Regions from separate parts of the Homo sapiens genome. Here region 1 is linked to region 2. The links are chromatin loops, found by intact Hi-C in ENCODE. Cell type or tissue: heart left ventricle. All regions are shown on one strand.

Evidence for each region. Peaks named below come from ENCODE experiments on the same cell type or tissue, not always from the same donor. Only the 100,000 strongest peaks of a DNase experiment are listed, where the experiment ranks them.
Region 1: it touches region 2 in a loop (3-fold over the local background); 3 of 110 quality-filtered maps call a loop at or near these places.

The regions. Positions count from the first base shown.
Region 1 is chr12:93,589,046-93,594,045 of GRCh38, forward strand. It overlaps a transcript of SOCS2 not described here. Among named protein-coding and RNA genes, the nearest start is that of SOCS2, 19 kb to the left of the region's middle. RefSeq lists an enhancer at 2,076-2,635. In heart left ventricle, no CTCF peak of the experiment used is centred here; DNase peaks (open chromatin) are centred at 1,688 and 2,596; H3K4me3 peaks cover 3,334 bases; H3K27ac peaks cover 3,863 bases.
Region 2 is chr12:93,812,712-93,817,711 of GRCh38, forward strand. All of the region lies in intron 2 of CRADD (CARD and death domain containing adaptor protein), which reads left to right. Among named protein-coding and RNA genes, the nearest start is that of CRADD-AS1, 77 kb to the left of the region's middle. In heart left ventricle, no CTCF peak of the experiment used is centred here; DNase peaks (open chromatin) are centred at 1,600 and 1,950; H3K4me3 peaks cover 1,026 bases; H3K27ac peaks cover 2,857 bases.

The DNA of each region.
Region 1 (5,000 bases), 220 kb before region 2:
TCTTCCCAGTGCTATCATTATTTACCGTACAGCATGGTTTAAAACACGGAAAACATCCATCCTTTGCTTCCCTCCTCTGTGCCTGCCAGTCCTACACCTTTCTCAACTCTTTTAGTGTTATCTTCTCCAGCTAGACTGCAGATTCTGGGCAGGCAGTGCCTTGCAGTCTGCGACCCCATCATATATTTTTCACAGTTGATGTTGAATACATGACTGATAGATTTCAAAGGCATTTCCTGTTTTGAGGTCACCATGTACACCATATTCTAGTTACAGAAATTATACCAACCTTGACATTCTGGGAATTTTTTTTTTAAATTCCCATGGGTTCTATCATTTGTCTTCTCATAAAATAATACAAAATGTGCAAATAAAAAAATCCATATGCTTGGGCTTCCTGATTGTTTTTATTAAAGTGAGTTTAGTGATGGTGGGTTAAATAATGCTGTAATCTTAAGCCAGAAATTGAGAATATGGATTTGAAATGTCCCCATTCCCTTTTTTTGTTTGTTTTTGTTTTGTTTTGTTTGCTGTTGCATGTTCTTGGCAGCAGTGGTTGATGTCAGTATTGTTGCCCATGTTGTAGACTGCAGATGTTGCAGTGTAGCTTAGTACTTTGGTTCGCTTGCTGAAATTCCTCACTGTGCTTCTTATGAGGTCCAGGAACATATAGATTTGCAGTCTGATGTATTTTGATGATTGCCAGATAAAACTGATGTCTGGCACTTTTTCCAGGAGAAACACATGTAGACGTTTCCAAGTTGATTTGTAGGGACTTAGTGTTATTAGAACTTTGTGGCAAAACTTTTTCTCAAGTGGCAGAAGAAATAAAGGAACTTCAGTTTTGAGGGCTGTTAACAGCACTTCCATTAGTGGCAAAGCTGAGATGGTTGACAAAGTACTGGATTGTTGAGATGGACCTTCCAGGCCGGGTGTGGTGGCTCACGCCTGTAATCCCAGCACTTTGGGAGGCCAAGGTGAGCGGATCATGAGGTCAGGAGTTCGAGACCAGCCTGACCAACACGATGAAACTCCATCTCTACCAAAAATACAAAAATTGGCCTGGTGTGGTGGTGCGCGCCTATAATCTCAGCTACTCAGGAGGCTTGAACCCGGTAGGTGGAGGTTGTAGTAAGCTGAGATCGCGCCACTGCACTCCAGACTGGGTGACAGAGCGAGACTCAGTCTCAAAAAAAAAAAAGAATAAGCAAGTACTGTATTTGGACTTTTAAGCATTACTGATACAGTAAAATACAGTTTTAGCTACCGACGCAAGACTAGCACCCAAGATTTTAGAAAAAGGCACTTTTTCCCTTTTATTTTCCAATAACATTTCTCAATCTGGTAACCAGAGAGACTACTCTGGGATTAATTTGAGTCTGATTGCTGTTTACTGTTCTAACAAGAACAGTTTTTTTGGAGAGGAGAGCAGAGTTTAGGAGAAACGAACTATTAAAAGTTAGCTTCCCGTATGGGCGTGGTGGCTCAGGCCTGTAATCCCAGCACTTTGGGAGGCCGAAGTGGGCGGATCACGAGGTCAGGAGATCGAGACCATCCTGGCCAACATGGTGAAACCTGTCTCTACTAAAAATACAAAAATTAGCTGGGCGTGGTGGCACGTGCCTGTAATCCCAGCTACTCCGGAGGCTGAGGCAGAAAGAATCGCTTGAACCCAGCAGGCAGAGCCGAGATGGCGCCACTGCACTCCAGCCTGGGCGACAGAGCAAGACTCCGCCTCAAAAAAAAAAAAAAAAAAAAAAAAAAAAAAAAAAAAAAAGTTAGCTTCCCAGTGTACACATGAAAAGTACAATCCTTTTCTTCATTTATATTATAATTATTTGAAGAGCAAATTAGGTATTGTTAGTGAAGAAATGAGAGTGATTACCTGGTAATATGATGAGTTACTTTTTCTTTAAACTTACTGGCTTTTCCCTTAACACTAATGGTCTGGATAACAAGTTTTTACTTGTTGGCAGTGCAGTTTAGCCTCCGAACACTCTTGGAACAAAATGACTAATTTTTTTTAACGCTTTATTGAAATATAAATTTTAGGAGAGTAAACATTTTCGATTTGGAAGAAGTAGTTACGTTACAGACCTTCAAATCCAGCTTGTTCGGGAGACTTGACATTTAATCACTAGGCTAATGAAGCGCCAGAAGAGAGAGCTTTTATGGTTAGAAAGGGAGGTGTTTTTTAAAAAAAAAACAAACGAACAAACAAAAAAAAAAAAACAAGGCTCAGCCCGAGATACTGGAAGCGACTTGACCTTGATTTACATATACAAGGAACGGAAATGAATTAGCCCGGCTAGATATTTCTAGGAACTAGTTAAGGGAGAATGAACAAGATGGGAGCGAGGAGAAAGCGTGTGTGCGTTCGTGTGTGGCTGTCTGTCTGTCTGTCTGCGGCAAGAGGAATCTCAGAGTTTCGGTTATTTCTCCTTGAAGAATTTTCAAACGGAGTTCCTGCAGGGGCTGGCTCTAGCGTCTACGATGTGCACACACTGTCTCTCAAGAGGGAAGTGATCCTGGCGCCACGGGGTGATGCAGCAGAAGTTCTTTTTGTCTGTGGCCAGGGTAGAGTGCGGAGCCCCACGGAGCTGTGGCGTGGCGGCTCCTCCCAGACGCGTCCGGGGCGCCGCTCGGGTCTCCCAGGACCTTATGTAACCCAGCGTCGGCAGCAAGGAGCCGGTCACAGGCTGACCAACGTCAAGGCGTTTCACTTTGGAAGCGCACCAGATGAGTGTGGTATTGAGAGCAGACGGCTGGGTGCAATGTTTTTGCCGCATATCTCATGGGTTATTTTAATCTTTTCACGTAGTCTTAAGGGTCTCACTAGACCGTATATGAGAATGTGGCCAGGGATGTGGCTTCTATAGATTGTCCCAGATAAGAGCATCCCTTTTGTTTTTGTTAATGCAGGGTAAATACAACCTCTTCTTAGGAGCTAGTTTTTCAATTATTCTAAAAGTGATAACATGCTCATGGTTCAAAATTTAGTCAGTTCAGAAGTGCACAAAATGAAAAAATTGTCCAACTCCCGTCCCACTCCCCAGAGGTAACTATTATTAAAAGTTTCCTTTTTATTGTTCCAGAATTTTTTTAATGCAGTCGAAGCCTCTATTTAAATCATGTTTTAAAGCACACACAAATATTATTGTACTATACTTTCTGCTCTGCAATTTGCTTTTAAAATTTAATATTTGGACTCTCTATGTCTACCTTTCTCTCTATATATCTATTTATATCTTCATGGCAACATAAGGCTTTGCCTCATTCTTTTCAACAGCTGCACAATATTCCATGATATGAATGTACCATTACTGATTGAATCAGTCTCCTGCTAGTGGATATACAGGTTGTTCCCAGTTTCGTGCTATTACAAACAACGGTGCGGTACAAATCTGTGTGCTAATTGTTGCTGTGTGCTTATGGGAACATATATGTTGAGTACATTCTTAGAAGTGGAACTTTGGGGCCCAAGGGTACATGGCACTTAACATTTTAATAGATATTTACTTTCAAATCACATTCCCAAAAGGTTGTTCCCATGCATATTTCAGATGGAAATAAATTCTGTCTTTCAAGTTGTACACATAGCTGAGGGTTTTCCTTAAAATACTGTTCATTTTTAAACAGCATATTTTCCATTGAGATCGAATAAACTTGTTTATTTGCTAATTAATTGCCCTTGAAGTTAAATCTCTATTCTAGAAAAGATGTCTGAGAAACCTAGTGGAAAGGCCTCAACAACTTCGTCCCAGCCTTGATCAGAGACATTCACAGCTATGGGACAGGCACATGGCTCTATGCCTTGACTGTGGCTTCATAGACAGCTGTCTTTAAAAACCCTAGGGTAGGACTGAGAAAGCTTTTTTTTTTTTTTTTTTTTTGGTATGTGTAATAATATCATCTTCAATTAGTTCTGTTCAAAGGACATCGATTAAGCACAACTATAGTAAAAGTTTCTCCAGTTCCCTACTCTCTGTCCCCTTATCCTGGTTTCCTGCCTTCTCTCTCCCCTTTTGTGTTTGTTTCTTTTCATACCAGTTATCCTCTGCACCCACTCCTGACACCAGATTGGGTGGCCAGTTCTAGGAACAATGAAACTGATTTCCTACAACTGGAAGGTGGTTCTGGAGAGGGAATTAGCTTTGCCTAAGATTATTATCACGCTGACCCGACTCTATATCTAGATCCTGCCTCCAGTGGGATAGCTGATCTGCTATGACTCCCAAATGCCTAAAGCTCTCCGCCTACTCAGAAACACAGCATCTTCTTTAAAGCTCCAGAAGAGAGAGCTTTTATGGTTAGAGAAGGAGGTTTAAGAAAAGCAAACAAATAGGGCTCAGCCTGAGATACTGGAAGCAACTTGACCTTGATTTACATATACAAGGAACAGAAATAAATTAGATATTAGAATTAAATTAAAATCAAATTTTAATTTAGATTTGTATAGGTAAGACCTATTACAGATGAAGCCAGATACCAAGATATGTTTCAAAAAACATGTGGTTCACATTGCTATTAAATTGTTTATAAATGATCATAGTAGCATCCCAATTACCTTTTAGATTATAGCCAACTTTTTGGGAATTACAGGACTTTTACAAGTATTTTATTTCCCAAATTACCTGCTTATCTGGAAAATAACCCTAGTAAGACCAAGCCCACTCATCCTGAAAACTCATCTTAAATGAAGCCAAGTCAAGTCAGAATAAGATCTGGGTGTCAGCAAAAAGGAAAACAAACAAACAAAAATCAAACCGAACCACGCTAAAATAAAATAAAATAAATTTCCCATTTAAAGTCTGAATCCCTTTGGCTTTGTAAGCTACTGTTACCATACAGAGGCATCTGCCTTAAAATAAAGGAAATAAATCAAGAGCGTAGAAAACCTGTTTAATCAAAACTCTTAATTTCAAATCAGTGTTTCCATAACACATTACAAGCCAGCAGGAAGAGAGGGGAGGCAAAATGTGCAGTTCCATGATGTCCCC
Region 2 (5,000 bases):
GTGGCCTATCTTGTGCAAAGTTAGTAATAGTTTGTTGCCAAATCCAAGGAAAGCAAACTCTGGCTCAGGCATGAGATTTATTTTTCTCACCATGATTTACAACTGGTGTAAAATTCAGGTCTGGACTTGGTTAGTTATAATGCTATCGCAATATACCGCATCTTGAGTTGATTTTGCCATATCCTGTATTGTTATGTAAAATGCTAACTTTAATTGAGAATTGCCCCAGTAGAATATCCTTATTTGTCCTGCATGAAGTTTCTCCTCTTTTGTATCAATTTTTTGTATGGTTCAAATTAGTGCGGGAAGAAAAGGCAGGAAATACAAATTTAAGGGATATGTGTTATATCATAAAAGAATTGTATCACAAAGCATTAAGACAATGCACAGAAAACTTTGCCAATAGCTGATAGAGCAGAAGGGATTGTATAATTAAATAAGAACTAACACCTATTTTGTAACTGGAAATTGCATTGTCAGAGTCCCTTTCCTTTTATCACTAGATGCTAAGAATCTAGCCATGTAAAAACTCCCAAAACATCCAAATTCAAAAAAACTGGAATCTAACGTGGTAATGCAGTTGTCAAGAACACGCAATAGTCTTTGGGCTTTTACAAAGCACTGAAAACTAAATGTTGCATTTGTGCCCTTATCTTCCACAACTTCTTTCTTGGCAGCTTTTCTTGGCTCACTTCAGACACACAGAATTTCAAGTAATCAGGGAAAGTTGGGACAGAAACTTCCTCTGTCTTTCCATGGCCTTTTCTTTTTCCTTTACGGATCTGTGATCCTATGCTTTCTCTCACATTCACATTATATGTGTCAGTTGGAGAAATCTTGATGCCCAGTTTCATTTGTTTCTTCTGTCCCACCTGTAACTAATTTAGGTTGAGTTCTCCGGCTCATGTATCAGAGTGTGTATGACAAATTATCTCAAAGCCCAGAGGGCCTCGGTGGTCCAAGTCCCAGCAACAAGGGACACCTGCTGTCATGACATGGGCTTGACCTGGGTTCTGTGGACATTAAGGAACCACTGTCCTGAGAGGGGGGTATGGAGCTAAGCTAGGGGAGGGAGCAGGATGAGCTTAGAGCTGCCGAGGAAACGGAAAGAGTCTATAGGCTTTAAAAAAGAGGAGAGAAAGAAAGAAGAATAAAAGATGTTTCTGGAGACTCTGAGAATAGTTAAGAGTCCAGGGCCAGCCAGAATCACCCTTTCCCCCAGCTACCGAGAGTGCCACAGAGCAGAAATTGACTTGGAAGATATTGCTCCTAGACCAAAAGTCCAAATTAAGGGGTATAGGCAGTTAAGGGCAAGTGAGGGCAGTAGAGATGGTTGTCCGAGTCCAGTGGCCATGAGAGGTTTCTCAGCTGCCTGCCAATTCTCTTCTGGGACAATGCCAGCCATAAAGTACAAGCCATGCTTTGGTGTGGGCTGTAGACATATTGTTTTCCCATAACTACTGTCATTCAAACAGGATCTAGTTTCTTGGCATGAGCAAATTGTTCCCGCTGAATACACACACTATGTCCGCTATGGGGCAAGGCAAAGCGAATCCTCCAAGGAACTGGATGGATTTTTCATTCTGAGATAAGCAGTTTTTTTGTGGGGGCGGGGGAGGTGGAGAGGAGCCAGCTTCACTCTCTGTTCATGCGAGTTTTGAATGAAATGAGTAAAGTTCATGTTCCCCCCAGAGTACACAAGGTTCAAGTGGGATTACCCAGTGGGAATCCAGCCCGATTGTAATTTAACTTGTTCGAGGGATCTAAATATTTAATCTGCCTTCATCACGAATCCTAGAATCCTATGTAAGCAGCAAAGGCCGAGGGTCTGAAAGTAAACACTGCAGTTAGAATCAGAAGTGTTGCAACTAGCACAACTGCTGCTGTGACGTCCTACAAACTTTGGAGAGTGCCAGAGGAAGCTAGCCTGAGAGCACAGAACTGGCAGTCACGAGGCCTGCATTCTCCAGCTTCGCCTGCCACCAACTCTCTGAGCCTCCAGGCCTCCTTTGTCAAGTAAGGACACAAGCAAAGCATCTCAGAAGACAAGTCATTTTCATAACTGGAAATGAGACAGAGCCAACAAGGATGCGTGAAACCAGCCACATAAATTGTGAAACCTATGTGATCATGTATATGTACAATGTTTTCTTAAAAAAAATTACCATTCCTAGATCTAATATCAATTTTTTGTATGATTTTGCCCCACATTTTGCTCAAATTATGCAGTGTTTGAAAGAGATTCTCTGCAGAGGTTGGAATCACCCCCTTGGGTGCTGGTAGCAATCTGTGAAGGTAGCTTTTTAGATGTCACAATGATTGGGGGTGGGGTGCTGGTGACATTGGATGGGCAGGTGCAGAACTGCTAAACAATGCTCTGGGCAATCCCACAAAGCGACCACCTGGCCCATATCTGGCATGACTTTCATGTCCCGCCGGACATTCAAGGAATCCGACTATGTTTTCTATATAAACATATAGTATTTTTCACATCTGAAAATATACACTGAATTTTCCAGGACTGTGTATAAATAGAGGTAAGATTGTACTTTATTTTGCTCAGAACTTTACCAAGAGTTATTAATAATCTCCAAAAAATCAAATTATAGCAAACACTAATGATGTTTGAGTCACTAAGCAACACACCTATATCTGTCTGCATTGTGATATCACATTCGTGGTTATTCTACAGGTACAAGAATCTGAGCCTCCCTTGTCCTTTAGTGCAATCAAGCAGAGTATCCACATACTGAAATACACAACATTTTCTGTAAGCTATTTTCTTTTCATTTCTCCTTTGTATTACAGTTTTCATGTTATATTAATTTAAAAACATGGGCAGGTTATATGATCTATGGATTTTATACCAGATTAGTAGAGTACTATAAAATGTTTGTTATAAAAAGTGTGTTTTATTTGATTGGGTTGAAAACTTCTGGGCCAGGTAATCCTAAAGTCTCTTAGCTTTTAAATTTTGTGAGCCTGTGAGATTATTTAGCCAAATGCCTTCATTTTTACTGGTGAGTAAACTGAAGCCCATTCAGTCTTTCATGCATTGTATTGCATTCAGAAATTGCTGTGATCATTGGGAGGGGAGAATGAAACTACCAAGCAAAAGAATATGATTTTAGTTTATTCTCTCCTTTCTTTTCCAGGATTACAAAGGCCCAGGAATAGCTAGTTAGCTTGCCCTGGTGTCACTGCTCACTCCTGTGAAGAATAAGGATAAACCATGAGGATAGTAGTGGTAATGGTGAAACAGAAAGAACACAGAAAGCTGATTCTAGAGTAGGGCTATCTAATAGAAATATCATGCAAGCCACCAATTGGAGCCACATATGTGGTTTACATTTGGAAGTAGCTACATTTTAAAAAGTAAAAAGAATATGTAACATTAATTTGAATGATATATTTTATTTAACCCAGTATATTCAAAGTATTATTATTTCAACATGAAAGGAATAGATTATTATTTTTTAAAGGCTTAATTTTATTTATTTATTTACTTATTTACTTATTTTTTGAGATGGAGTCTTGCTCTGTCGCCCAGGCTGGAGTGCAGTGGTGCGATCTCAGCTCACTGCAGCCTCCGCCTCTGTGGTTCAAGCAATTCTCCTGCCTCAGCCTCCCAAGTAGCTGGGATTACAGGCGTGTGCCGTGATGCCTGGCTAATTTTTTTTTTTTTTTGGATTTTTGGTAGAGGCAGGGTTTCACCATGTTCGTCAGGCTGGTCTCAAACTCCTGACCTCAAGTCATCTGCCTGCCTCAGCCTCCCAAAGTGCTGGAATTACAGGCGTGAGCCACCATACCCTGCCAGAAAACAATTATTAATGAGATATTTTATGCTTCTTTTATACTAAGCCTTCAAAATCTGGTGTGCACTTCACATTTAGAGCACACTTCAATTCAGACACAGATCATTTCAAGTGCTCAGTAGCCACACATGTCTAGTGGCTGCCATATTGGGTAGTGCGGCTCTAGTGCAATGGCTTTCAGCAGTTCTTCTGTTTCTACCCAGTTCACCTGTCTAGGCAGGAGACTTCCCATCCCTGTAGAATGACAATGGATGGGGAACGGGGGTGCAGCAGGTGGAGTTTACCATCACCTACTCCCTGCACTCGTCTGTGCACTAGAGTCATAGGCTTAAAAAATGTGAGACGGTTTCTGCTAAGACTTACTTGCAAGGTCATGCGACGACGTAGCAGGGTTCAAGCCTTGGAAGAGAGGACTAGTGATCTGAAATCAGAGGTCTGCCTTTGGAGAAGTGGTTGCTTGCCAGGAATTAGAGGGCTTAGTCCTGTAGAACTTTACTGAATAATTTTACAAATATAGTATTTTTAAAGTAATACCTTTTTTTTTCTCATTGTATCTTAATCTCATTTGGCTCATTCATGGTGCACAAATATAAAAGGTATTAGACCAGATGATTGTTTAAGTCTCTCCTAGTCGCTGTCACTGTCTCCTAATTTGGAAGGAGGTCCATCGGAGACTCAGATCTGGTCCTTCAAGAGACTGTGACTTCCAGCCAGGTCTCTCCCCAAGTGGCTCTGAGGTTTTTGAAGTGTGTTTTCAATGCCCAAGAGCTGTCTATGTTCAGCTGTGTGTGTGCTTGTGTTGTGGAGTCGGGTTCGGGACAGGGAACGTGGAGCTTAACCAGGCAAAGTGCTTTACGTCTATGACCCTGTTGAATCAGTGGAACAACCATTTGAGGTCGATGCTGTCGTTATTCTCATTTTCCACAAAAGGAAACAGAGGCAACAGAGGTTAAGCAACTCCTCCAAGGTCACAGTGGCTGTCGCCATTTCATTCTTTATGGTTGGCGGGCTGAATTTTCTTTCTTGGTGGAAACCTGCCTGCCCCTTCTTAGTCATCCTTCTTTTCCTCTTCTTCATGACATATTTTTCCCTTTTCTTCCCCTACTCCTCAACCACAAACACGCATCAGATGAGGAGCACCTCATCATAAAGCAGGTTGGGGCCTTCGAATCCACTCTCGGTGGC